7 separate regions of the Mus musculus genome follow, and regions 1, 2, 3, 4, 5 and 7 are each linked to region 6. A link is a loop called in an ENCODE intact Hi-C map of the cell type or tissue named here. Cell type or tissue: left cerebral cortex. All regions are shown on one strand. Region 1 overlaps Rapgef4 (Rap guanine nucleotide exchange factor (GEF) 4). Region 2 has its middle 7.2 kb from the start of Sp9. Region 3 overlaps Rapgef4 (Rap guanine nucleotide exchange factor (GEF) 4). Region 4 overlaps Cir1 (corepressor interacting with RBPJ, 1). Region 5 overlaps Rapgef4 (Rap guanine nucleotide exchange factor (GEF) 4). Region 6 overlaps Rapgef4 (Rap guanine nucleotide exchange factor (GEF) 4). Region 7 overlaps Map3k20 (mitogen-activated protein kinase kinase kinase 20).

Region 1 (4,000 bases), 180 kb after region 6:
ACAAGTGATGAGTGTTTGGCCATTTAAACTCTGTATTTTTTTTACAGACTTTCAAACCTTCTCATGTTTGGGGTAGATTCCTGTGGGAGTGAACCATTCCCCGAAGCTATCTCAGCTAGTTAATGACCCGAAAAATCTCCTGTGTGTCTCTGAAAATCTGATTCCAGGACTGGGGAGGTAGCTGAGCCAACAAAATGCCTACTGTGCACACACCAGGGCTGAGTTCAGATCCCTAGAACCCATGTAAAAGCCGGGATGATTTCTATCTTAGCCAGAGAGACTGTCTGCTGGCCAGTCTCCACGGAAATAAATAACAAGATAGCGTGTGCCCCAGGAGGACATGTATGTCCCACCAACCCCTGGCCTCCACATGCGTATGCACATGGAGGTGTGCACATGGAGGTGTGCACAGAGGCACACAAGCACAGAGGGATCCACACACATGCAGGATGTTGCCTGTGAAGGGGTTTAAGCACCGGGAGGGGAGCTTAGCCATAACAATAATGTTAACCAAACTCAGTTTAATAAGTATAAAATATCTGTGAGAGCAAAGGTGAAACTTTGAATAAATCAGTTATCTTCCTATAGGGGGAAAAAACAGTCCTTGGTTTTCATGAGAAAAGAAAGAGCATTTTCTTCCCCAGTTTTGGTCAGTCCTACCTGCTGGGTGGCTCTGACTAGAGATGACTCTAGGGAATTAGAATTGAAAAATGGAGAAGAAGAAAAATAAAGGGAGAGGAGAAGGGGTGAGGAGGAGGAGGATTAGAACCAAGATGAGGAAAATAAGGAGGAGGAAGAAGAGGAGGAGAGGAAGGGAGAGAATGAGGAGAAGGAGGGTGATTACAATGGCAATGACAACAGGAGGAGTCTCATATTAAGAATTTTGCTTCCTTTGGAATTGGAGAGCTGGCTCAGTGATTAAGAGCACTGGCTGCTCTTCCAGAGGTTCCATTCTCAACACCCACATGACACCTCACAATTTTCTCTAACTCCAGTTCCGGGGGATCTGACACTCTCACACAGACATATATGCAGACAAAACACCAATGCACATAAAATAAAAATAAGTTTAAAAAATAAAATAAGAAATTGCTTTCCAAATGCAATTGGTTTTTGCTAATATAAAGCAAACCCTAGTGCAGAGGCCCTGTTGCCACTGTTTGGGACAGTGGGCACAAAAAGAGCCCTGTCTGGATTTGTAAGCCCTGCTACTTACATCTGAGGCACTTGGTGGGCACATCTCCTCCCTCAGAACCTTGGTGATTTTTCATCTTTAAATAAAACCTCCTAGGTTGTTGAAGAGCATTATATGTATGCGCTCGTGCGAACATGCTGAAGGTGTTTTATAAATGTAAACTTCTCCATACTCTTGAAGCATTATCATATGCTCAGCAATATAGTCTGTCATTTATTGAAGACAAAAACCAAACCAAACAACAACAACAAACAAAAACAAAAAACCCTAGATTTCAATATTAATAGAGAAGTCAAGAAAAACCTTGGTGCTTACATGCAAGCATTATTTAGACCCTGAGGATTAGCCATAGGCATGCTGCTGATACCGCCCAACCCGCACATGAGTGTGCTTCCGAGATCCCAGTAAAGATCAGTGGTTGATCAGAATTATATACCCTTGGTACCAACTTGGTGTTCCAGACTGTTTCATTGTCATACAGCTAGCACAGAGTCTCCTCTTCCCTACATTTCAGCGTATTATCCAATGCAATATTCCAAGAGACAGGAAGGATCCAGGCCCATTCTATCCCCACCGCTGCACAGCTATTTTATGGAGTGTCTTTTTAAATAAGTAACTCAGCTTGAATGATTTCTTTGCCCACATATCTGTAAAATATTTGGAGTTCTCTTGAACAGTTCACTAATCTATTTTAAAATACAGTTGCCTCTTAAGAACCAAATCAAGAGGCTAGAGATGTGGATGACTTAGTGATTAAAGGCGTTTGCTGTTCTTGCAGAGGAATTGAGTCTATTTCACAGTACCCACAGGGCTGTTCATTTGTAACTTGAGTTCCCGGGAATCTAATGCCCTCTGCTGGCCTCTGTGTGTACTGCATGCACATGATGCACTTAACATGCAAATAAAACACCTGTAAACATGAAACAAAAACAAATGCATCTTTTTAAAAAAAAAAAATCATCACTTCCCTCGTTTCCTCTTGAGGTGATTCTTCTAAATTTAGGGCAAGGCTCCCACTGTGTACACCAGCTCAGTAGAAGCCTCCATTTCCTTGTATAGTGTCACCATCTTTAAGTAATTGTAAAGCATATTTCATGTGTAATGAAATCTTTTTAAAGACTCTAGACTGTACAGCTAGTCTGGGCACAGTGTGATTTTCTTTTAAAGTTGGTATGACATGTTCAAAAATATATGCACATTTTCACAGAATAAGGCCATCAGAAAGTTTTTTTAATAGACATCATCACCCAGTTTTCTATCAAAGTGGATAGAGAGAAGCCTAGGTTGAGGAGAAGGCTTGGGAATATATACTATGGCCACAGCTCAAAGTCAAGATAGCTGGTGTAAAGTGAGCTCAGCGTAAGCCTGGCATATCGGGAGCCTTCAAACCCATCCTACTTTGAGCCCATACTTTTCCTACCTCATACTTACCAAGCCTGTCCAAACTCCACACCCCTGCTTCCATCTTAGCCATCCCTACTTTATTCTGCTGACTCCAGAAATGAAAGTTTAGAATAGAGCTAAGCCCAGTTTCCATGTGTCTGGATTTATTTCCTGTCCTTGTACTCGACACCCAGACCCTGGGTCATTTATAAAGAAAAGAGATGTAGCTGCTCATAGTTCTGGGAGCTGGGAGTTCAGGGGAGGGGGCGGTATCTCCTCACGGGCTGCTGGGGGCATCATCCCTCTCCACGCAGAAGGGCTAATGGGCATGTTAGAAGAAAGAGCCAAGAAAGAAACCCACATGTTGTATAACGATCCACTCTAGAAAGCACCAATCCACTCCCGAGAACGAATATTGTCTCTCATCAAAAACATCAGTGTCCCTTAAAGACATAGCCTTGCAGTGTTGCATTAAAGAATTAAAGCCCAAACATGAATCTTGGTGGGAGCATGCCATATGAAAACTATAGCACCACACAAAACACAGGGGTGTATCAAATTAAGCAAAAGAGACCATGAGAAGGTAGTATACTTTTGTTATGTTAGTTTGTGGTACCTAGTTCTCTTTGAATCGGCCTTACATTAGTGTTAATAGATATATCTAAAGAGAAGCTGGAAACTGTCTCATCTCATCTCTTCTTCGGGCGAGCAAACAGAAGTCTGTAGTTTGCAGTGACTCACTCCAAATCAAAGCACTAGACAGTGGGAACCAAAGAACGCACGCTCAGAGTCTCCTCTGCTGAGCCAACCCCTGACAGTGCTAACGTCTGCTTGCCGGTTGCAACAGTAACGAAACTTTATACCCGGTATTGTAGTTCTTACGAAAGAAAAACGGAGTTATGCATATATATATAAGCAAGAGACCAAAGGGTTAATCAGAAAAGAAATAATTTTCACATAAAGTGATCTGTCTTCCCTTTTTTTTATTGTAAGCTCAGAGAGAATTGTAGCAATACAGGTTGAGCAATTTTCTTTTTTTATGAATCTCGTGCTCAATTTATGAAAGCCATTTTGCAACCCATTTACATGCAGTAAACCTTTGCTTTAAGTTTCTGTCATTTGCCTTGATCATGATTATTTATAGTTCTTTCCGAAAGGCCCTTTGCTGCGTTAGCTCTCAAGTACGGCACTGCCACGAGGCAGTTTTCTATGGTGCCTTTTAAGCCTGGCTGTCAGCTCAGACGAGGCTGGTCTTGTTATTTGCTACAAGGCTCAGGAATGCTGTTCAGTGGGAATGAAGCTAGCCAGAGTCGGGAGTCTTGGACTCAAAGCCAACTGTGCCCTCTCCCTAGATAATCATAGCCTTTTATGTTCCTTTTGTGTTGGTTTGCCCACTTTTAGAAAGGAAACAACATTTTTGTC
Region 2 (4,000 bases), 1.2 Mb after region 6:
TCAGTGGCTTCTTCCTCTTTTCTCGGAGCTCTTCTTCCTCTAGTTTTCCTTCTCTTCGGTCATTTTCTCTCCCGGCTCATCCATTTCTGCCTGGGACGCCCCGCACCCCCAGCCCCAAAGCGTCTTCGAGTTTGGGTCTGGTCTTAAGGAGAAGCTGTGGCAGAGTACGCTCATCCTGGGGGTTTGAGGCAGAGGCTCTGAGGTCTATAGGGCGTCCCGTGCGTCTAGGGTCTGCAGGCTGGAGGTGCGGAGGTGAGTGCGAGCTGGGGGTTCCTGAGGAATGAGGGCGCCGGGACGTCGGTCCCAGGCAGCTTTGTTTCTTGTTGATAATAAAGGCAGATCAAAGGGCCTGGCTGTGCAGGTCTCGCTCCCGGAGGGGCTCCCTCCGCAGGCCAGTGATCAAGGCCTCTGCGCGCTGTCTCTGCCCCGCGGGTCAGCCAACGTCCATCACCGCGGCTCCGGTGAACCGCGGGCGGCAGCCCAGACCTCAGTGTCCAGTCAGACATCTTGGGCTCCAAGCTGAGCCAAGAGGGACCCGGTCCCGCGCTCTTGTCGGAAACCCACCAGGGGAAACATCCCTGCCCCACTTCCCACCAGCTCTAGGCATCCCGGGGAGACCTTGAGACTCAGTAGGTGGTGACCGACTGAAGACGAACAAATGGAAGAGAGCGTGCACGGGAGGCGAGGTCCATGAGCTAGGATACCAGCTGGGTCCCCAGGTGGGGTGCGGCTGCGCCTCCCCAGGGCCACCTCTGCATTCCCGCGGCTTGGGCCTAACTGGGTCCCGGGTAGAGTAGATGGGGAGGCCACGCTGCGAATGAAGACTGCCGCCTGGAAGTGGATTTTGTGAAGCCAGGGCTGAGACCAGGGTCCTGGAGTCCCGCCCCCGCCGGGGTGAGGGGAAATGCAATTTCGTTTCAGTGAGTTTCCAGGGATTTCTTGTTTCCAACTTCCACGCAGTAGATGAACCAAGACCAAGTTTGCTGGGCCTGCGCCTATCCCGGCTCAATTCACACCCTCCCCAGTATTTTTCTTTCTTGGCATAATTTACCCCCAGTCTTTGGAGGACCCACCGGGTCCTACCTGATGAAGAAAAAGGAGTAGATTTTTTTTTTTCCTTTCCTCAAGGACGTTTGAAAACATTTGGATGAGATTAGATTGTGCACCTGAACCGCGTGTCTGGACATTCCGTCAAATCGTCACCAGTCGTGTAAAATTGAATTTCTTTTTATTCACATGGAAACTTTATTTATTTTAACTCTAATCTTATTTGCATCTATTATCTGTATTCACCAAGGCTCTCTTCCACTACAAAAATGCAGATGAAGTAAATCTCACATAAATCCCGCCCATTTGTGTAATTGGTATACTAAGTGTTTATTTTAAGTGAGAATAATTTAGCTACAAATTTTCTTAAGGAATAACATTCTTAACACATTAAAAAAAACTGAAAACTCTGATTTGCTTTTATGTTTGACAGTAGCTCTTGATTCCCCCAAGAGGCGCACGGCGAGTGCGGCTCTCTGGCGCCATCTAGAGCTCCTGCATAGGAGTCCGCGCTGTCGGCCTGGTGCTTGGCTTTTAGCGCTTGGAGACCTGCTTCTGTCGAGAACTCTGGCAGCCAAGGAATCAGGCAAAGAAAAGCGAGGTTTAGTGTTTTAGCTGGGGACAAGCCCCGTTTTGAGGGGACATTGCCTAGCAATGGCTCCAAAGGAAGGGGATTATTTCTGAAACACACTTACTGAAAAATCCAAGCAAAACAGACTACCACCTCGCTTGGCCCTGGACCCAGCTTTCTTTCATTGTCTCATTTAGCATTCTTTCCTAGGCGATTTCAGGGTCTTCCAGCACTCCTAAATGAGAAAGCTGAGCGTTGTCGGTAGCGGCAGCGACGTGCACCCTGGGTAGAGATCCCGCGGTGGGCACAGCTTGCCTCGCACACTTCACCCAGCGTCCTAGGGTCCAGGGCTGCGGGACCATCGGGTCTGCCTGGACTACCCAGGACGGGCGTGAACGCAGTTTACCACCAGGTCACCAAGACCTCCTCAGCTTCCCAGAACCCCTAACACAGAAGAGAAAGCCAGAGTCTCACAGCTATGACCAGCCTGGACCCACCGAGCACCTCAACAGACCTCTGCAGGGTTTCCGTGCAATGGGAGGCGACCACTGCTCAAGTGGGGCGCAGCGGGCATGGGGCAGCTCGACGGGGCCCCAGAGGGCGACCAGGAGCCCCCAGAGCCCTCGCCCCAGGCCCTCCCGACGGGTGCGCACCCCCTCCCAGAACAGACCCACCCCTTTTGTCCTTGCCTTTTCGAAACCCAAATCTGAAATGAGATAACAGTTGGGGGCGTTGGCCAATTTTCTCTTCTCTGTGCATCGCCCTGCCTCCCGCCGCCCCCTTCCCTCCTCTTCCTAGTCCACTACCCCTCCCCCATCCACTAGCTTTAGAGGGCTTGTAGGGACTTTCTCCCCTCCCCCTTCAGCAGTTATTGTTTTTTAATTTAAAAAGCGACACCTTCCAACCCCGGCGCCCGCCCGAGGAGGAAAGAAACGCAGTCTCCCGAAGCTGTAAGAAAAGAGATGAGGCTCTGGGGTGCCCGGCTCCCCAAACTCAAGCCAGGGAAATGCAGCGCGCTTCTGGGAACTCAACAGCCACCTTTGTAGCGGGTACTCGGCTGGGTTTGTATTTGCTGTTTTAATACAAACCCCGCCGCACTGCCTATTTCAGAGATGTGCTAATTACTACTTGGATAGCAGGGCGCAAAGTCCTTGTCCATTTCCCAGTACAAAGTAGGTTGCTAGAAAATTTGAAATTGCCTTTCAGCCTAAAGCTGCCTTACCTGAATGTCATAATTACAGTAATTATGTACATCCAAATTACATGCTAATTAAATTAGAATCAAATCGTTCTAAATCGAAATCAAATGAGGTAGTGAAGAATTAATCAATGACAACATAAATAGAGCGCTTCCTTCAGAGATATTTATTGTAACGATCCAAGGAGGAATTTGATCTGAAAAAGTCACCTGTTTATTTACTTTCAAATTAGTAATCAGTTATTATCCCTTCTCCATAATTTTAACCGTTCAGTGCTATTTACCCCCCACCCTTTCCAGACGCTGGAGTTTATAGAAATATGTATGAGGTAAATACATACAGACTTGCCTCCCCATATATTATTGGTATAAATATGTACGGTGTTTGGAACTCTTAAGATTTCTAAATGTCCGTGGGGACACATTCCTCCAGAGTCAGTTAGTTGGCCAGGATCCGGGAAAGCTTAACGTTTGAGCTGTAGGTTTTCCCAGACGGTAGCCTTCTTTCTCTTTGGAAATTCACTGTGGATTTTGCATTGTTTCGCAGGCATCTTGCCACTTCAGGGGCGATTCATTGATGAAAGAAATGCAGGGATAGGGTGAGACTCCCTCAGTCCGCTTTCTTTTTGTCAATTGCTAAGAGAGTTGGCATTTTCTTCTTTTGCGTCAGGAGCTAGAGATTAGCATTGGCTTCCCTAAGCGCGGTCTTCACCTGTGGAGCCCTAGGGAGCAGAAAAATTCTCTTGCCTTTCAAGGCAAGGCGGGCGAGTGCGTCCTGCGACCCGCGCAGGGGACACACGAGGGAAGCCGGGCAAGCTTCAGTAGGGACAGGGAGGCAAGGTCCAGGCCCTCGGGGGCGCCGCAGCCTCTCGGAGGGGCCTGGGAGTGTCTTCTGGTTGGGTTTGGGCCACCGCGGGCCAGCGCCAGGGGACCCATGCAAAAAGCTAAGCTGACACTGTTTTGAAAGGCTTGTGGACGGAACATGGACGGTTGTGCGCCCCCAAATTCCCAGCTTCTCTCTGTGTGCTGTGTCCCTGGTTGCCAGGCGAGAATCCCGGAAAAGTCCCAGAGAACGCGGTGTGCCCTGGCATCTACGGATGGCCTAGCGACACCTGATCAGCCTATCCTTTGGGTTCCGTGTGATACCCTTTCAAGTGGAGATCTGACCGGCTCCGAAGGCCTCG
Region 3 (4,000 bases), 170 kb after region 6:
TGATGAGACGCTGTGGTATTTGAATGCCCTGGGGAAGTTTCAGATAAAGTGTTTTCCCTTTGCTCTCAGAGTGACTGAGGACACGGATGAGACCCTGATTTTGAGTAGAAAACATGTCGTCGCATTGAACTCCTGGCCACCCATTCTTGCCAGTGTCAAATGGAAGTCTCACTTCACATTTCTGGAGCTTCCTGTTTGTTTAACTGGGGTCGTTTCCGGAGCACCCGGGCTCCGTTTCAGCGTTTGCTGTAACTCCCTTCCTAAGACTGTTGCACAAAATGTACCAACATTTGTGTGGTGAGACAAGAGACTTAGCAGTGAGCCTCTAGGAGATCGGGGCTTGCTGTTTTTTTAAGTGGGGATTCATTTCCAATCTGTGTATAAGAAAAGCAGATGAATGTTTGTTTACTAAGGAAACATCACCAAATAATATGTTGAGGGAGCATTTCCCTTTGTTGGCAAGTACAGTGGGGTTCCCTTTATCAGCGCGCTCACCCAAACTGATGAGTTCCTATTGTTTCCACTAAAAGCCTATGACTCCGATGTTTTCATCTGGGTAAGTCAACATATTTGAGAAGAAGACAGGAAGAAACATATTATTAAATAAGCACTGTATGCTTTGTAGATTGTCTCTAATCCTTACAACAACCCTGTTTAAGGGATGGAGGCATTTCGCTTGCTCAAGGACTCCTTAAACCCATGACTCTCAACCTTCCTAACACTGTAGCCCTTCAGTACAGTTCCGCATGTTGTGGTGACCTCCAACTGTAAAATTATTTTTGTTGCTACTTCATAACTATAATATTGCTACTGTCATGAATCTGAATGTAAATATCTGATATCTGACCCCTCTGAAGGAGCTGACAACCCACATTCCCCCACCCTGAAGAGGTTATGACTCATAGGTTGAGAACCACTACCTTAAAGGGAAGTTCAACTTGGCCGCCTTCCACACCTCTGGTCCCCATTCTTCCTAGATTCTCTTATCAAACGAGAGTAGTGTGCTGCATGGGTGACAAAATACGCAGAGTGGGGGCTTGCATCAGGACATATCCATCTGTCTCACGCCCGTGGGAATTCCTTACACAATACAGAATGGCTACTATTTATGTCACAGTTACTATCAGTAAATATGAGGTGCTATCTGTAAGTCTTCAGTTCGAGGTGCCTTCCCCTTTATGAATTCAGTGGAATGAAAACTCAAACCAAAGGTGATAGAAGAGACTGTGTGTCTGACTTTTATTTTAATACTGTACCGGTTTTCTACTGGTGTCCTGCCATCCGGTCCAAATTTCTTACATAATTTAAAGATAATGCACGTGTGAACATTTGTAGCAAGCTATTTGTATCGTGCACTGGGTACAAAAGAATACACCACAAAGTCATCTTCCAAAAGAACGCAAAGCTTCTCTCTCCTAAGAGGTTACTTCCCCAGACTGACTGGAAATAAAAGGAGAGCCTGGGAGTAAATTTTATGGCTGATGTTCTCATCAACCTTAACAACATATCAACAACCGTGTCTGCAGACACACAGTTGAGGGTATCTGTCTCTGTGGAAGTTGTTCTTTTTAAACTCAGAGAACATCATCACATTGGTGGCAATAATGTTATTTTTCTGATTTATGCCCCGCCCCATCCCGAGAAACCTAGGTTAGTTTATGTATACACTTGAAGCTTGAAAAACTGCCTGACTCTGCCCAAGCCACTGAACAGTGGATGCTTCATGGATGCTGATATTAAGTCAGTGGTCTGGATGATGCAGTTACCATGATACCCACTTTGGGGGATGTCTTGGTCCCTGGGTTGTGAGAATTCAGTAATTTGAGACGATTGTCCTGTTCATGTTGGGGCCATGCCCTTTTCTTTAGACTAGTTTTCCTGCTCAACAGTCCCCAGCTTGTTCACAGGAAGAGCAGCAAAAAAGTTCCTCCACCCCTGGCCCTTGCTTTGGTTGTTCTAAATGCAGACTTGGTATTAGGGAAAAAATTTTCTCTCACAAGTTTAAAACAACCTGCTGACTGATACAATGTAGCCAACTGGGGTGAGTTTTTGATCAGAACGGGAGTAGCTTCTGCTTGCCATAAACTGACAAAGGTTGTGCCATCTGGTCTCAATCGCTCTTAACCCCTATAGAGCAAGGGCTCAGGTCGTAGACACCTGCCTGTTTCTGGTATGATGTAAAGCCAGAATCTGGTGTTTTGGGCAAAACTGGGGCCATCCAGAGGTTTCTAAGCCCTCTTTTCCTCTTCAGTCCCCTGCCCCCACTCCTGAGTTCTGTGGCAAATATAGGCTGGGTAAGGAAAGCACAGAGCTGAACCACTAGAGGGCGTCAGGGACCAAAGAAAGATCTTGTGGGGTGTGACTGGCCAGCCAGGCAAAGCCTGAAAGAAGACACTTGCTCTCTGTTGAGGTGACAGCTTGTGTGGCTTGCCCGTGGGTCTTTTGTCTACGTGATCAGGCGGAACACCCTACCTAAGGGAAGTCCAAACAAGGAGAGCCAGAGAATAAACAAAGTGCTTCAGAATGGAAGTTCTGACAATCCGACGCGTAGCCCGTGGATCTCGCTATCCAGACAACACGTGAAGTAACAGGCTCATTCAGGGGTCAGTTAAGGAGTGCATTTATACCCTTATTCAAATAAAAACTGCTTTCGAAAGCCTCCTTGAAGAGGAAGACTTTTAATTACACAGTGAATTTCCTGTTCAAAATGGGCTGTTGACAGCCAGACCTGGTCCCTTCTACACATAGAGCATCTTGCTGCATAGGCAAACAAAAACAAACATCAAACAAACAAAAATCAGCCGCACAGTCGCATTCTCTAGTGTTTGCCAGTTTCTCCACCTGCAGTGTAGAGGTGGTATTAACTAGCAGGAGCAAGTAAACAAGGAGCCTCATTCCGCACCCACCTCATTGTTGGGGACATAGTAAACACCAGAAAGGTGTAGAATACTCTCCCCACTCCGCTTCCCGATTTATCTGGCCATACGCTCCTCCTCATGTAGAGAGTCCTGTTCATATATTCGAGCTGTGCCTCCGTAGGAGAGCACTTGCCTAGCGCTCATACGGCCCGGAGTTCAACCTCCAGGGCTGCCACACTTGCTCTGTCCCCATGTCCTCAGGATCGTCTGCTATCACTTCTCGTCCATCCCTCAGGCAGGAGGTAAGACCCGCTGATGCTGATGAGGGGCTCTTGCCATCTCTATGCACCTCCTCCACAGCCTCGAGCAGGCAAGAAAGGCACAGAGGTGAAGGGGCTAAGGAAGCTGGGTTTGCTCCGAGCTCCATCCTGTCTCTGCTTCCTGAACACGAGAGAATGCTCTTTGCATTGTTATATTCCCTTCCCATCATCCCGCCAAGCAGGAAGGCAGGGTCTGGGTGCTACTGGGGATACCTACACGATCTTCATGTGTTCTGCCCATCTACAGCAAGCGCTTACACTGTCTGCATTCCGACTTTAACTCACGTTCAATCTCAAAATCAACTTGCTCTTGTTGATTGGAGGGTTGGAGGGCACCCCGAATAGATCCCTCAAAATAATGACTAACGCAGCCCCCTAAAATAATTCGTAATTGATATTGAGTAATTTGCATCCAGGTTTCTGCTTCTGATCTAATTCCTGTCCGTGATGCCCCCCGGGTTTGTTTGCTCACTGGTACTTGGGCCTTTTGGTTTCCTTTGCTTTATTATTATTAGAGGATTTCCAAAGCGCGTAGCAGTGCGGAGGTGGAAAGGAGGAGCGTTCCAGAAATCAGCATGAAAATCCAGTGTGACACTGACATTTCTGTGTCCACTGTCCTGTCCTCCCTCGCTCCCCTCCCTGCCCTGTGCTGCCTCAGGTTCATCTCCCTGACTTGTCTCAGTCGCAGCTATGGGAGCTGCTTTCTCAGCTGCATCTTTAGTTCTAGGTAGGGGGAGGGCGGAGAACATTTCTAGTAACTGCATCTACTGACTGTTTTTCTACAGCCTTCTTGTGTGCTTAGGCGAGGTACGTGGTCTTCCT
Region 4 (4,000 bases), 1.2 Mb after region 6:
TGGTACAACAGTGCTTTAATACTTGAAACAACAGTTTACAGAGATGGAAAATGAATTGACTTTTTTTATTAGATAACAATGTGTATGTTAGCCCTTGCTAAAGATGTCCTTGATGCCCAGGTGGTTGCTCCGAAGCTCTGTTGAGCCTGCTGCCTCTCCCTTTATCTCCTGGGCGCTCAGCGCACGTGCTCTCTTCTATGGTCACCTTCACCATGGCTTCTGGTGCCCTTTCTTCCCTTCTGCTCTTCACTAGGGCTCCGGTGTGGCCGGCTCCTCACCTCCCTGTGCTTCTGACGGTAAGGACTCCTGCTTCTGCTTCGCCGGCTGCTCTCAGCCCGGCTACGGCTCCGACTTCGGATTCCCCGATTTCTGTCAGACCCTTTCTTCTCTGGACTGTGCCGGTGGCTTCTGGATGTCCGGTCAGAAGCAGAATGGACCCACATGCTATTCTCCCCAGAACTCTCTTGTTTTGGAAACCTTAATTTTTCCTGGGCTTTTCCCCTGTCACTGTGACTGCTGGAAAGTTCTTCGTAAAGCATGTTCTTAGGCTTGTCCTCCTTACAGTCACTGGATTTACTTTCAGAACATTTGGTTTTCTTCTTCTTCTTCCTCTTCTCTTTCTCTCTTTTCTTTTCTTTGTTATCACTCTCACTGCTGCTATCTGATGTCTCCGAGGAGGAGGAAGAGGAAGAGGAGGAGGAGGAGGAGGAAGAGGAGGAAGAGGAGGAAGAGGAGGAAGAGGAAGGGGATTTGTTTTTACGTTTCTTGTGTTTATTTTTGCTCTTCTGTAACTTCTTCTTTTTCTTATCACTTTTCTTTTTCTTTTTTTTCTTTTCAAGTCTATCCAATTTCCTGTAGTTGGAAAGAAATAGTTCTTTCATCAACAAAAAAGAAACTGTTAACAGACTATATCTTCTTAAATGCTACTAAAAATGGTGTCCACATCTGAACCCATTATTTATTTTATTTAATGATAAACCACTTTCTTTCTTTTAAACTATTCAGGCATGTAGACACTGAACAGAATGTAAATTAAGCCAGCGTCCTAACTATGCTTCCCTGGGAATCCTTATCCTTTTGATAAAATACTGACATCGAGTCAGAGCATGAAACTACTTAGCACTCTAAATAAAATGCTTCTCGGATTAAAGAAAACCTGGGAAAGATGTGCAGCATTAATCGAACCTATGCACAGTCAATCTTGTATGTATGTTTTAAGTGCAGAAATATTAATGAACATTATTGCCCAGCAGTGGTGGTACACACCTTTAATCTCAGTGCTTGGGAGGTAGAGGCAGATAGATCTCTGTGAGTTCAAGGCCAGCCTGGTCTACAGATTGAGTACCAGGAAAACCAGGGCTAGAGAGAAATTCTGTCTTGATCAAATCAAAACCAAACCAAAACAACATTAATTATTAAACCTAAGGATTGTCTATACGTTCTGATTTAGGATATACTTTGATGTTTTATTATATAAAATAGTTACCTACTAGTTCTCATCAACTATCTAGTTTTAGAAATAGAGCAACCCCACTGTTTTATGAACTTTCAGTCTGGGAAGATAAACTGTTTAGATGGAAGCTGAGTTACTGTGAGACTCCAGTCTCTGCACCCGGCTCTGCATACCATTTTCCATTTACTGAAACATGGTGAGCGCCCTCTATTGGACTCAGTGCATAATTCCTGAATTCTTTAGCCCACATGCACTATGTTTAACAAACTTAAACATTATTATAAATTTAAACATTCTTTCATATGTATTCCTCATAAAACTTCACAAAATTTAAAAAAGAAAAAAAACCAGAAAAAATATTTTCCAAGAACAAGTGGTATGTAAAGATATATATAGATTTATTAAGAAAAGGAAAAGCTACAAATATATCTACTTTCAAATTAAACACTCTGAAAGCTACAATAACTTAGGAGTATAATCTGAGGATGCAAACACTAATTTTCTTACTATTGAAAAGACAAAACTTGTTTTACTACGCCGAGGAATCAATCAAACCGTGCAATACACGATCCAGGCACCCGAGCTCTCTCTCTGCATAAGCGCTGACTGCAGAGCCCAGGGAACCCAGAGACAAAGCCATCCCACAGATCCCACATCCCACAGATCCCACATCCCACAGATCCCACAGTCTCCTCAGCTACCTGAGGAGCTTCTGCTTCTGCTTGGTGGTGAGCGACTTTAAGAACTCAACTTCAGGGTCTTCTTCACAGTCACTTGCGACATAGTCCTGAGTCAACAAAGACATCCAAGTGCTAGATTTTAGATGAGTTAGTTAGTAGATAGAAAAGAAAACACTTGTAACGTAACGGAGAGTTTTCTGTTAGAGACATACCAGACATGGAGTGGTACTTGGACTGGGAAGTGTGTGTGTGTGTGTGTGGGGGGGGGGGGATTAGAAGATTTAAACAGGTATGTTCTACCTGTGAAGGTGGGATGCAAGGTTTACAGCTGCTTTACAATTCTTGGAAACTATCAGGAAATAAAAGATAAATGCAGACAGAAGCTTTTCAGTAGGCTTCTGTTCTCTCCTCAACACTCACAAACACTGTCTCAATACAGCATCTTTAGTTTAATGAAATATAAAACTAAGCATCTTGAAGCATCTATAGCTCCATAATAACACTTGTCTAACATGCACACAGCACTGGCTACCAGCCCCAGAAGTAGACACCTGGACTAAAAAAAGACCATGAAACTTAGATAAAAGTATCAGTAACTTTAACTTTACAATTACAGTTATTTATTATCAAATATGCAATAAAACATCCTTTCCTACTCAAACCAGGGCCAGTGAGATGGCTCAGTGTGTAAGAGCACTTGCCACCAAGCATCATGAGCACATGGTAGAGAGAACTGACTTCTCCAAGTTTTCCTCTTAATTAAGTTTTCCTCTTAATTTGCGCACACACACACACACACACACACACACACACACACACACACACACAGCATGCTCATACAGGTACACACATACACAGGCTCTTACATGCATAAAATGCAGTAAGTTGAAAAACCCTTAACTTTCTGAATTTGTGAACAGTTTAATAAATAAGGATTTTCTATAATGCTTAGGGAGCTGTTTATAGAGTTCTTTCTATTGGCTCCATTTGATGCCATTTCAAGGGTGTGTTAGCAGGAAGGAACAAACAATCCTATCACCAGTTCAGTTAGACGTTTTATCCACATAAACCCAAAGGAGCCATTTCATTTATTAAAATATAGGTTTATAAACAGTTTCTCACTTAGGTTAAAGTAATAAAGAAGCAAAATCAAAATACATTTAAAGCATTTTCTTTGCTCGCTCTCACTTTCCTATGGATATATGCATATTGGAAAACATTAAGTAGCAATTCACAAGCAATCACATTTAGATTTCCAGACATTTTCAGCTTACTGATAAAAAGATCATTACCTGTGATGGATCATTTGCGGTCAAGTTTCTCCCCAGTACATTTCGTTTCAGTGCAAACCCACTGTTTCTCATCTCCGCTATTAGCTCCGAGGGGTGCATCGACGGCCCTGTTCACAAAAATCACAGTTTGAATGTATCATTTATCTCTCTCTACCTTTTTTGGACTCCGCAGTAGGAATGCAGTTGAAGCTTTGTTAAGTAAAATCACAGCTAAATCAACTCAATAATCTTCTGCTGAGCAAATAATCAGATATGATTTTCTAAAACAGCAGTCTGGAGACTCAGAATAGAAAATAATTGCATTTTTCCTTATGTGCATGGAGATGCTTGGCTTATGTAACTCTGTCATATTGAAATGTCCACTTAGAAGTTTTTAGTATAAAATTGCAACAAAATAATGAAAAACTACAATTAAACTTTACTGGTTATTCTCAGTAAGAATTAAAAAAAAATCAAACATCAATACTGAATAAACTACCATGTGTTTGTGGTCTCTCTCTCTCTCTCTCTCCCCCTCTCTCTCTCTCTCTCTCTCTCTCTCTCTCTCTCTCACACACACACACACACACACACAC
Region 5 (4,000 bases), 110 kb after region 6:
GGAGGGGGTGTGCTCAGAGCATCCTCATGGAGAAAAAGTGATACCCAAGTAGAAGGGGGAAATTTTTTAGGCTGTGAGCATTATATGAACAAAGGAAATGAGTTTGAAAACTTTCTCCACTGAGGTTAATATCATCAGACCTAAATTTTAAAACATTGCCTTCCAAACCTACCTTCTAAGGTATAGGTGTTTGGGTCCAAGCAATACTTCATCTCTAGACTTACCTAATTTGTATCTAGAAGGGGGATTAGCTTAACAGTTTCCCCATTTGCTTTTGCTAAAATCATGCCATCTGTTTTAACATGACAGAACTAGGTTGCTGACGTCTCTGAAGCCTATTGTTCACTCTGACCTCCAGCCCTTGTCTAATTGTGCAGTCAGTGTTTGCTCGACGCTCCTCTTCTCTGCTTCCCGGCGTCTTTTGAGTGAATTATTTTGCAAAGATTTCTATTGAATTTTGCCCTCTTTTTCCTTCTCTGTCCATCAAGGTCATTTTAAACTTCAATCCAGTTTTCCTAACTGTCAGCCATCCCATCCAATTGGGCGATATTCCTAAATTTGATAATAATGTTTTTGAGTCTGTGTCTGAAGCATTAATAAGCACGTTAAGGCTAACAGCATCTAACTAAGCTGGCCCTGTAGAATTCAATTTGTTTGTGCTAATTTATTTGCATATATTATACAAATATCATACCTAGACATGAAAAAGAAACTCGGAAAAGAAGATTAAGTCATTCCATTCAACCTGACACACTTTTAGAATGGTGGGCAAGGAAGACAGAAAAATTCTATCTCAGAGGTTATCAACATGATTGAGTTTGACATTAGCATGTCAGGATTCCTGTCTCAGAAATAAAACTTCATCAAAGTGTGTGTTCTTGATACTTACGTGTTATCAATAATTAACTGAAACTCTGTTTCAGTTTCCTTGTAAATAGATGACTATGGCCCTCAATAGCACCCCAAGAAAAATTGCCTTAACAAGACGGAAAGTACAGTTTGATAATGCTGTGTGACGTAAGCTGTTATGTTAGGTAGCTAGGATCATGCCCTTGTCTGGATACCTTCAGTCCTGGGATATTTTTCTAGTTTGGGGGCAGCTGAGCAGGGCCCGTGGGTCTGGCTTACCTGAACTCAGTTCTAGAGCCCCTGGAGGAGGTCCTCTGTCTTCCTGTTTAGAACCTGGTCCAGTCTTGGGTTCTAGGGACTTCCAGATGACAAATGGAAACTCATTCTTCGTAATGCCCTCATCATTTGGCTCAGACAGGAAAAAGGGAAAAAATCCCAAGTCACACCAAGTGCTGTAACTTGATAGCCTGATCCCAAAGCAAGTGAGGAAACCACACCCAAGCCTTTCCCCAGCTAACCGCAAAGATGGACCAGAATAGAGAAGGAAAGCAGGAACTTTAAGAAAACCTGGAGAAGGCTTGCGTGGGGCACAGCAAGAACTATGGATGCTATCAGAGCACTTCCCTCTGGACCTTCTAGCTTTAGGGTATGTGAATTTTATAAAAGATTGTGTTCATCTAATCATTTTTTTTTATGTCAAAGCATTGGGATAGACCACTGCGGAGTGAAGAGATTTGTAATGTAAATGCAAGATGCATCTGCCAGTCAAGAAGACGTTCTTTGAAATGACTGCAGCCCCTCTCCCTCTCCTTTCTAGCTTTATGTTTTGTAAGCTTTTTCTCTTTTTGGTATTTTGTATATCAGAAAAACACACGGGCTCCCTCTGGTGGTCACTCCAGTGTTTCTAAGGGGAGTTTTTATTGGTGTTTCTAACATTGAAGTTTGAGTTATAGAAAACAAGATGTTTAAATGAAAATGTCAATAGTAAATGTTATTTTCTAAGATTTCTAGGACTTGAGAACATTCAAATTAATCCACATTGACAATACGTCTATCCATCTATCCATATGTGAATGTCTACAGTTCAGTTATATCATGGTGGTGATGTTTGACTTTCCAGAATGCAGTCTAGTCTGTGAGTCTGTAAGAAAGATGCAGAGCTCCCATCTCATAAGGCAGACAGGCACTCCCAAGGATCAAGTCTGTTGATGAGCAGGTCTTTATAGAGTACTCACTTAGGTCTGATATTCGAGAGCTAAGCAATGTGAGAAGTGAGCTGTTCCCATTTAAAAATATACTGGAAGTTCTTTGCTGTTGGCAACGTTGTTTCCTTTTCTTCTTTAGGTCACATTCTGCGAATGTGATCTTACTGTAATGTAGTTTCATCCTAGGCTGGGTGACTGTATGCTTGCATCTGTGTACCGCTAACATGCAGACAAGGTGATTGGATAACAGTGCCGTCTACAAATAGAAGTCTGTTTTTCCTTCCTTTGAACTGCCCAGGTATTAGTTGTCTAGGGTAAACCTGGAAGCTCCAGATTGTGATATATGCTATAGCCAAAAGTCTCTCATGAACTACTCTCTTATACATAGCATCTTGTAGCAGGCATTGGGACATAAATCTTGCTGCTTAAATGTTTCTGATGGCCAAATGTTTTTATTGCAGGTTTTTTTTTTTATCTTCTTGACTGAGTGGTAGTCTTCAGTAGCTGTGTACAACTATAGAAACAATGTGAATATTTTCTATGTAATTATTATTAAGTATTAAGATGCATTGCTATTAGAAACTCATTCCTGGGTGACTTGGAGATACTTGTTAAGAAATGGACAAGGAACCCAGCATGGTGCTAAATACCTGTAATCCTAACACATAAGAGGTGGAGTCAGGAAGATCAGGGGATCAAGGTCATCCTCTGTGAAACCGCAAGGTCAAGGCCATGCTTGGCCACATGGTCTCAAAACGATAGAGTTAAGATAGCTCTATGAAATAGGGTTTGATGTCTGTTTTGTGACTCGTTTTTGGTTGTTATCCTTGTTAAGAACTGGGGAAACTCATTGGTATAAATAGGTAGATGGGGACGGGGATAATCTGAAGAGCACGTCTAAGTTCTGGGACTCCTAGGAAACCAGTGTGGTTCTTTGTGGGGGGCTAGAGGTGAGGAGGGTGGGGTCGCAGGGGATGCACAGCACTGCATCCAGGGCGGATTTAGACATTGATTTTGGGGGATTATTTGTGAATGAACTAGGAGGGAAGGGAGAGAGCTGTAAGAAGGGCTCCCAGCTTTCGCTCAGATGAATGGAAGGATACAGTTCTTGCTGACTGAGAAAGGGAGGCTGAGGGAAGATCGGATTCTGGAAACTAGGTTCAAGGTCACAGTTCAAGGTAGATTCCAGGAAATGGAGTGATTTAGACTTCTGCACTCTACCTATGCCCAATTGATAGTCAATAACAGTAAATGTTTGATCAGAAAATAATGGGAAGGTAGATGCCAGGGTTTACACCCAAATGAATGTAATGAAATTTGTCTGAAAGAAATTAAGCGAACGAGACACAAATCAACCAGAAGTTTATTACGTTTGCTTCTTCCATTATAACATTTTTGCATACTTTTAAGAGAATCCACGTTTGTGAGCAAACTGCGTGTGACTGCAGGTGTCACCTTTCCCATTAGGAAGAGGCTAATTTATGGAATATTTCAAGTGCAAATAACAAATGAACCAAGCTAACAAAGTGTTACTTAATAAACATCCTCGGGGACCTTCTTTAATGAACAGGTAGAGGACTATTATTTGAAACTTGGCCCACAAATTATTTCTATACGAATTGGTGATACTAAATGGTTATGGCCTGCTTGAAACAATTTATTTTCTTAATTAGTTTAATCATTCTCTTTACAGTCTCTTACACTACTACATGAGCTAATAACCACTTTTTTTCTTGAATAAATTAAATTTCTAGCCTGCTTGCAAATTTCCAATTAATAAAGTTTCAAGGAGTGAATTAATGCTGCAATCATAAGAGAAATAACCATGGTTTATATAATCCTTTTGCAATTAGCTAGTACTGACCAAGCACCTACTATGTGTTGTGCAGGCCATGTACTTTAGTCTGGGTCATCAAAGTGCAATAAAATAAGTTCCTGACTTCATA
Region 6 (4,000 bases):
CCGACCATTCTATATGCTATTTCCTTTTCCATCACTCACATTGTGCCAGGAGCTTAGGAACACCGTGTATGTGTGTGTGTGTGTGTGTGTGTGTGTGTGTGTGTGTGTGTGTGGCTTGAGCCCACCCATAGGTTGGCCCAGGTATGCTTCGTCATGCTCGTCCACAGAGAAGTCATGGTCTCCTTAGGATGATGGAGTGGCAAAGCTGAAGAGCTAGAGACCACTGGGACCCCCTGTCATCCCTGAGTCTTTCCTTTTCCATCAGTTAGTCAACATGCGTGGTGGCCTATTGAAGTGTCCAAAGGTGTCTCACTAGTATCCAGGGGATCTGCCCACCGGGATGCCTAAGATCACAGTAAAGAAATCCACCGATCCCACATTGTAGAGAAGTATGAAAATGATTCAGGGAGTGAGTGGGCCTGCCAGTGTCAGGCCTTCGCTGTGTGGTGAGGATGGGGCCCACTGGGCTTCAGGCCTAGGGATGGCTTACCTCCCCAGCACAGGGGTCCGGCCCACTGTCAGCAGCCAGAACTAGTTGGTGAGATAGGTCTTACTCAATAGCCCTGCTTGGCCCGAGACTTACTGTATAGAAGACAAGGCTGGCCTCAAACTCAGAAACGCACATACCTCTGTCTCCAAATGACACAAAATCCCATTGAGATCTGCATAGCTCATTTCTCAAGCAGTTACATTCTTCCTACTTCTGATGGACCCCAGAGCCACATCCTGCTTATGTGGCCTTGATTTCTGGGCAGCTAAGACCCCCCAAGCTGAAGGCTTCCAGAGCAACCTGACTGGGAGAGAGTAAGCCTCTGGATAGCAGGAGCACCTCCCACCAAGAGACCTTCCCCAAGACCTGATGCTCTTGTTCCCAGTTCCCGCATTGCTACTTTGTAACAACCGTGTTTGTCCTCAGCATCCTGGGAAATGCAGAGCCGCAACTCCTTGTGCCCTGGAGCTTTTAGAGACCTGCAAACCCTCACGCCTATCTTCGTGTTTTTATTCCATGCTTATTTTTCCTCACCACCAAGCTCGCTGCAATGTGCACTCACATCAGAGACATGTCTCCCAGCTTCTCAGACAGCCTTCTGGCCTTGGCCCTTCTTTTTGCTATCTTACAGAACTTTGACCAGCCAACAAGGGGGTGTGCCTACAGGCAGCATCCATGTCTAATGGTGTCCGACATGACATGTTCATGTAGGTTTCTGCTTGGCAACAGGCATCTTGTTTAGGAGTAGTCTCTCCAGTTCCCCAGTGACACTTTGTCTGCATCTCCAGGGACATCTTACCCTCAAAACAATACACACAAATAATAGCAATAGTGATGATGATGGTGGTGGTGATTATGATGATGATAGTAAACCTTAAAGTAGGCATATATACCTACTATATTAGACAACAGCACTCAACTCTCTCTCTCTCTCTCTCTCTCTGTGTGTGTGTGTGTGTGTGTGTGTGTGTGTGTGTGTGTACACAAGGCCTTGCTTTTCCCTGCAGATTTTATAGGTGAGGAGAATTTATGGTATAACAAATATTTAAATCCTAGAAACATGTATGCTTTTTTAGCAATTCTGGAAACACCTAAACTAAGGGAAATCTCCAATCATATCAATTCCTAAAGACTGACTGACTTTCATGTTTCAAAATAGAGAATGGTGCTTTATGATGTCACTAAAGCCTGTAACACTCACTGTTATCTTTATTTGATACAAACCCAGCAGCTGGGTTGGGTATGGCTATGCACAGTTAGATACGCTATGAACTGAGGCTAGTGGGTCCTACTCGCTGTATATAAAGCACTTAGTACAAAGCTTTGAATGAGCAGGGTCCCGGTGTTTTCTGCTAACTAATAAAAAGTTGATTGCCTAGACTGGAGAGCTGTTGGCTCCCATACCTGCAATGCTAGCAATGGTCACAAGAGGGCAGTGTTAGAACATGAAAACCAGGAACTGCAGCCCAGTATTTTGAAACTGCAGGAGTTTAAATTTTGTTCAGCCATTTCACTGGAGCAGAGATTCTGGGCTGCACTTGGCCTTGGTCTCCACTTCATTCCACCCCCTCATCTGTCATTGTGCCATTATCTGGCAATTTTTACTCTGGTTTTGAAAAAAAGACCTCTTGCTGTTTTTCTCTCTAAGGTCAAATAGAAAACCTTTAGTCATCCCTGCCTTTGCTTTTACAACACAGATGCCTTTGTTCATTGCAGTTTTGATTATTAAATTTGAAGTACAGCTCTCTCTCCCTTTCTCCCCACCCTCCTTCCCTCCCTCTCTCCCTCTTTCGCTCCCCCCCCTCTGTGTGTTTCCTTCCCTCCCTCCCTCCCTCTCCCCCGCTTCCTCTCCCTGATTCTTTCACTTGGCCACACACTCTGTTCGCTTTCCTTTCAGTGACATCACCATTTTTGGGAGACACTACTTGAACACATTTCTGAACAGTTTTACGAAGCCCAGAAAACGTAAAAGGTGGCAAGCTGGTTGCAGATGGTGTCACTGCTGACTCCCGCCGGAGCTCTGGCTGGGGCTGAGCTATTCATTAGGAATGGATATTTAGTTGACTTGGCATTCTGCACAACTCACCCTACATGTAGTTTTGTTGTTGAGTATTCTTTGTCCGGGTGACACAGTGCTGGCCAGTTCAGCTCTGCACTGGTTAGAAATGCCCGTGCCAGGCCGTGCTCTGCAAGCCAGCCCCAGCGAGCTTGCCTGATGTCCATCGGCTGCCCGACAAGCCGATTCCAGGGACACGCTCTGAAAGGAACCGGCCTTGCCGTTGCCGCTTGCCAGAAAACACATTTGACTTAGAAGTATCTTGCCTTCCTGCTTGGCAGTAAATCCTTTTGACACACGTGCAGTTGGATGCCTTGACAGACTCTGAAATTGGGTTCCATTTGATTTGATTACTTAAAAACGCTTAGAGAACTCAATAAATTCCAGGAGCAAATTCAAGCTCAGGAAGCAAAATGCAAGAGCTTTGAAACCTAGTGGCAAGTATAGGCTGGAAATGAACCCTGTAAAAACATCAGCTTTTAAAGAACTTATGCTTCTGAGTCTACCTATACACGTAAAGATAACCTAACACAAATAAGATTGTTAACTCTTGACTCAATGACACAGAAATGAATAAATTCTGAATAGCTAACAGGTCTGATAACTCTTCAGAATCACAGGATAATTTTTCATTTTCCATGAGTTCATCACAGACACAGCTCATGTCCCCAGATCATCTGCGCAGGCCAGGTTTCAGTGGACCATGATCGTACATTGTGACATGTAACCCTGGCCTTCTTACCACCGTGACCACTTCACAGTGTCCGTATGAACACATGTGAGACAGCTCTGGCGAGAATGTCTGCTTTAAGATGTGAGAACGCCACAATGCAGATGCACAAAGCAGATAAATTAAGAGGTGATTAGTCGCAGTACAAAAGGATTCTTTGATTTACAGCAGGATTGTCAGGAGGGTTTCTTTGAATACAAGCTCCCCCAGAGAGCTCAAGTGTTTTGCAGATCATTCAAACCACTTGACATCCAGACTGGGGGACAGAGAAACTTGGAATTTAAGTGTTGAAAGCCATCATTAGATGAAGCTTAATACAACACGACTATAGAGGTTCTCTGTTGTTTAAATAAAGGCAAAAATATAATTTGCTTTTTAGAAGTGTAGAAAACCTATACATGCGTGGCGATGTGACTGAGTTAGGAATTATATTGTATTATTTTTTATCTATTTAATTCTGGCAAGCTGACTCAGCCAGTAAAGGTGACTGCCACCAAGCCTGGTGACTTCAGTTCAAGTCCTGAAGCCCACACGCTAGAAAAAGAGAACCAACTCTTATAATTTCTCACAATGACCTCGTCGGGCATGCTATGGTATATGTATCACGGTAGCTTTCCCCCCCAATACAGAAATGTTTAAGATGTGTTCTGCTATTAATCTTTTTTAAACATTTATTTATTTATTTAATGTATACAAGTGATCTATCTGCATGTACACCTGCATG
Region 7 (4,000 bases), 350 kb after region 6:
TTAATCCCAGCACTCCGGAGGCAGAGGCAGGCGGATTTCTGAGTTCAAGGCCAGCCTGGTCTACAGAGTGAGTTCCAGGATAGCCAGGGCTACACAGAGAAACCCTGTCTCAGAAAATCAAAAAAAAAAAAATAATAATAATAATAATTAAATGTAGGAGAACATAAGTCTTAAATAGTGATTGGATGGGCTGGGAATGTAGCTCTGCTGGTAGAATGCTTGGGTAGTACACACAAGAACCTGGGATCCATTTCCCTGCACTGCATAAACTGGGTGTGCTATATAGCGTGGCACTTGGGAGGTAGCAGGACAATCAGGAGTTAGGGTTATCCACAGCTACACAGAGCTGAAGGGCTAACCTGGGTCTATGGGCCAGGTCTTTAAAAAAAAAAAAAAAAAGTCATTAGCCCTGTTGCTGCTTTTCCTTGTAAAATAAAGATTCTGCATTTCCTGTATTTATTTTATAGTCATTTCTTGTGCAAAGTTACACCTTTTTTTTTTTTTTCATTTAAAACCTGACACATGGTGGGAGGCATGAAGATCTAAACAAAGTTTAAAAATATAAATTTGTTTATATGTACTCTATTTAAACTATTTAAAGCTTTTTCCTTTGTTCACCAGTAGCATTTAACTATGCTTTCTTACACACACACACACACACACACCATATGTGTATACACACATATGTATGCCCTCGAAATAAATAAAGACAGAAGAAGTCAATAAATATCCTAGTTTTACATTTCTGAAATATGGGGAAAGAGCTTTTCTTAATGATGTCAGAAGCGCCAGGTCCTGAGAGCAAGCCACCTCAACATTGTTCCTTCCTGTTTTTGTGCTCCTAAATTAAAATGCGTGTTTTAATTGCTGTAGCTGTAATTTGTTCTGAAATGCTGTAATTATGAGGCACGGTGAGGAGAGCACGTGCACCATCCTTTTATTATCGGTCTCCATTTTTGTTTTAACCTTTTGTCTGAGCCTTGGCTGGAGAGGAAGGAGGTGAGCGCAGACAGGGCCTGCTGGAGACACACTGGGCGAGCTTGTTCAGGGACTGCCTTCAGAGCCACGGGATAAACCTTGAGAACAATGACGTCATTCTGTCTTTAAATGTTTTGTTGTTGTTATTATTGTTTTTTGGGGTCTTTTTAGACCAACTGATTTGGGATGTTTTATTAGTTCCAGTAGGTTGGTAAGCAGATATTGCCTGCCCAAACACATTTTATAAAAAGGAAACATTGTGTAGTGAAGCGCGGAATGCCCAGAGCACATAATATAGTTAAGCTTTGACCAGATCTACCACACAGGCACATCTTTAATGATGGAGCTCTTGGTCATACCTCAAAGTGAGACTTCGTACCTCTCTCCATATATACAAACGAGTACTTGTTACCCCAACCTGATGCTGCATGGTTAAAAAAGCTCAGCATATGTGTCTATGCCTGGATAACTAACTGAGGGTGAAGACTATGGCCCCCTGCACCTGGTGGCCTGCTGGTTTTACACACGAAGTCAGAACCCTGCTGTGCTGCGGCTACACTTTCTCCTGTCTCATTCCTCAAGCCTCATCGTGGTTCCTTCTTCTCTTCTTCAGAAACGGCCATCGTTCAAGCAAATCATTTCAATCCTGGAGTCTATGTCAAATGACACGAACCTTCCTGACCAGTGTAACTCATTTTTACACAACAAGGCGGAGTGGAGGTGGGTAGCTCCGGCATGAGTCCCGGCCCAAGGCTGAGGAGAACCAGACACCCGATGGACAGTCCTGATGACTAAGCACAGCTTGGGGGCGCGGGGGATGGGACAGCAAGCCCAAGAGTTATAACCCCGCATTCATATGTGAGAGTTTGCCTATGCTTGTTGTCGTCTATGGTCGAAGTGTCTGGGGGAGAGTACTGAAGTCAAAGCCATTTCCAGACCCTTCTCTGTACACATTCTGTGTTGAGAAGCTTTGGTCTCTTTCCAGAAAAAAAATATCTTTTTGAAATATATATATATATATATGCATAGTGTTAGCCTTGCCATGTGTAGAACACTGTATCTGCTAGCGCATGGCATGGGGAAACCTATAAAACATGTTAGACATTATAAACTCCAGCGAAACAAATGAGTAAAGAGAGAATCGGATTGTGTGAGTGGAAAAACAACCCAAGATGAAACAGTTGGACCAGGTCGAATGACGCAGGGAATATAAATAGCATGTTTGGGAGCTGGACACTGTTCCTCCCCTGACTCAGCGGAGATTTGAAGTAACTTCATCCTTGCTCCGATATCCATGGCAGGAACGTGATGCCCTACGCCATCTGCTGGTGATAAGGCAGTACTGCATGCACTGGCTCTTGCCACCTGTCAGTACACTTGACTGAGGGCCTTCTAGTTGACTGATATTTTTACTGTGACCTTATTTATTTATTTTCATTCCTTTGAAACAGCTTTCTCGGGCCATTAACTTTCATGATTTTTTTCTTAGAAATATAAAATTAATGCAGTGAGCTCCCATCTAGATCGGAGGGCTTTTTTTTTTTTCTGGTCTAAAATAACTTAACAAAAGCTTGGTATGACATTGTTTCCCACAGTAACATGTAATCAGACCACTTCCCCTCAAGCTCCATATGTGTGCCTCATTGCTCTTCAGACAAAGGCAGAAATACGTATGATTTGGAAGACCCACCATCCAGCCTTGTCTTGAGCATGCCCTAAGCTTTCAATCCCTCCACAGAGGCCCAGGTCTCCCTCACCAGAGCCTCTCAGTGCAGTCTCCTTTTTATAGACACCCTGTTTCAGTTGCACATTCCTCCTGTCCCTCCTCCCCCCCAGCTCCCATTAGCCGCCCGGGCAGCTGGTGACCTTGCATTTCTGCAAGGGAGCAACCCACACTCACTGGCCAGGTCAGTTCCACGGAGCTCTGGAGATCACCGTATGGATGTATCTCAGGACTGGAAAACTGGGAAAATCGAACAACTGTTTTGTGTATCTCTGCCTCCATCTCCTCCAAAAGCAAGTACTCAATAAACATATGAAGAAGAAAGGAAGGAAGGAAGGAAGGAAGGAAGGAGGGAGGGAGGGAGGGAGGGAGGGAGGGAGGGAGGGAGAGAAGGAAGGAGGAAGGCAGGAAGCTGGGTGGCAGGCAATCAGAGAGCATGACTGTAGTGATGTAAACACTACTCTTGCCCTGGAAGATAAATATGTACCCAGTGCATTTGCCTAGCCATTGTGCTTCATGTCAGATTCTTTAAACCTCCCCGGCCAATGCTCCTGTAGTGATTAGTACCATGTCCCCAGACATACAGCACTGTCGGCAGCAGCCTCAAAAACACCTGTGTCAAAATGCTAAATATGAGAGTACAACCATCCACATTCCGCCCTGACAAGCCACGTGACAGAGAAGGCATGGCTAACAGAGCACTAGCAATGAAATCTGATCTGACCTGAATGCATAATACAAGGTTTCCCTAAGGAAATGCTATTTGATCTGTTATCCAAAGGATTAGAGGGATTTAAAAACTGTGAGTATCAGTGTGTTAGAGGTAGGGTTCTGAAAGTGTGCCAACAAAGAAAACAATGCAAAGTGACTAAATTCTCTGAAAAAAAAAATGAAATTTCCCATAGCCCAAACCAATATTCATCCTAAATAAGTTTACCAGAGAACTGTCACTCAGTTATAACTCTCTTCCCTAGAGTGGTAGACTGAAGCTTCTCTGCTATTTTGTGTCTAGGACTCCAGTTCACTTTCAGTGTGTTTATGTGTAGGGTGGGTTTATATTCATGTGTGTGTGCATGGGGGTGTTGTATGCACACATGTGTATGCAAGTATACACACGTGTATACAGAAACAGAGAGGCCTTGAGTTTATATTCATGTGTGTGTATATGCAGGTGTTCTATGCACATGTGTATGCAGGTGAACACATGTGTGTGCAGAAAGAGAGGGAGGACCTTCTCTACCACAGTCTTGTTCCTTGAACCACTAGGTAGGCTAGGGCTGGCCAGTCCCAGTGACCCTC

Evidence for each region. Peaks named below come from ENCODE experiments on the same cell type or tissue, not always from the same donor. Only the 100,000 strongest peaks of a DNase experiment are listed, where the experiment ranks them.
Region 1: it touches region 6 in a loop (4-fold over the local background); 19 of 42 quality-filtered maps call a loop at or near these places.
Region 2: a loop joins it to region 6, with 7 times the contacts of the local background. A loop is called at or near these places in 5 of 42 quality-filtered maps.
Region 3: a loop joins it to region 6, with 4 times the contacts of the local background. A loop is called at or near these places in 11 of 42 quality-filtered maps.
Region 4: it touches region 6 in a loop (4-fold over the local background); 5 of 42 quality-filtered maps call a loop at or near these places.
Region 5: it touches region 6 in a loop (10-fold over the local background); 29 of 42 quality-filtered maps call a loop at or near these places.
Region 7: it touches region 6 in a loop (6-fold over the local background); 13 of 42 quality-filtered maps call a loop at or near these places.

What each region holds. Positions count from the first base shown.
Region 1 is chr2:72,218,077-72,222,076 of GRCm38, forward strand. The region is part of intron 17 of Rapgef4 (Rap guanine nucleotide exchange factor (GEF) 4); the gene reads left to right. Among named protein-coding and RNA genes, the nearest start is that of Map3k20, 66 kb to the right of the region's middle. In left cerebral cortex, a CTCF peak has its summit at 2,054 (motif pointing left); DNase peaks (open chromatin) are centred at 1,024 and 2,047.
Region 2 is chr2:73,277,123-73,281,122 of GRCm38, forward strand. No RefSeq gene overlaps it. Among named protein-coding and RNA genes, the nearest start is that of Sp9, 7.2 kb to the left of the region's middle. In left cerebral cortex, a CTCF peak has its summit at 1,530 (motif pointing left); DNase peaks (open chromatin) are centred at 33, 841, 903, 1,543 and 2 more places; H3K27ac peaks cover 707 bases.
Region 3 is chr2:72,201,487-72,205,486 of GRCm38, forward strand. The region is part of intron 15 of Rapgef4 (Rap guanine nucleotide exchange factor (GEF) 4); the gene reads left to right. Among named protein-coding and RNA genes, the nearest start is that of Map3k20, 82 kb to the right of the region's middle. In left cerebral cortex, a CTCF peak has its summit at 2,317 (motif pointing right); DNase peaks (open chromatin) are centred at 933 and 2,317.
Region 4 is chr2:73,284,184-73,288,183 of GRCm38, forward strand. Cir1 (corepressor interacting with RBPJ, 1) reads right to left here. Exons shown (of 10, transcript NM_025854.3): 8 at 3,426-3,532; 9 at 2,155-2,240; 10 at 1-852. The coding sequence ends at 177. Among named protein-coding and RNA genes, the nearest start is that of Sp9, 14 kb to the left of the region's middle. In left cerebral cortex, a CTCF peak has its summit at 1,667 (motif pointing left); a DNase peak (open chromatin) is centred at 1,636.
Region 5 is chr2:72,147,536-72,151,535 of GRCm38, forward strand. All of the region lies in intron 6 of Rapgef4 (Rap guanine nucleotide exchange factor (GEF) 4), which reads left to right. Among named protein-coding and RNA genes, the nearest start is that of Gm29940, 95 kb to the left of the region's middle. In left cerebral cortex, a CTCF peak has its summit at 1,733 (motif pointing left); a DNase peak (open chromatin) is centred at 1,718; H3K27ac peaks cover 388 bases.
Region 6 is chr2:72,036,440-72,040,439 of GRCm38, forward strand. All of the region lies in intron 3 of Rapgef4 (Rap guanine nucleotide exchange factor (GEF) 4), which reads left to right. Among named protein-coding and RNA genes, the nearest start is that of Gm29940, 16 kb to the right of the region's middle. In left cerebral cortex, a CTCF peak has its summit at 1,904 (motif pointing right); DNase peaks (open chromatin) are centred at 1,928, 2,429 and 2,670; H3K27ac peaks cover 929 bases.
Region 7 is chr2:72,387,879-72,391,878 of GRCm38, forward strand. It overlaps Map3k20 (mitogen-activated protein kinase kinase kinase 20), which reads left to right. Exons shown (of 20, transcript NM_023057.5): 10 at 1,592-1,698. Among named protein-coding and RNA genes, the nearest start is that of Gm52556, 38 kb to the left of the region's middle. In left cerebral cortex, a CTCF peak has its summit at 2,315 (motif pointing left); a DNase peak (open chromatin) is centred at 2,292.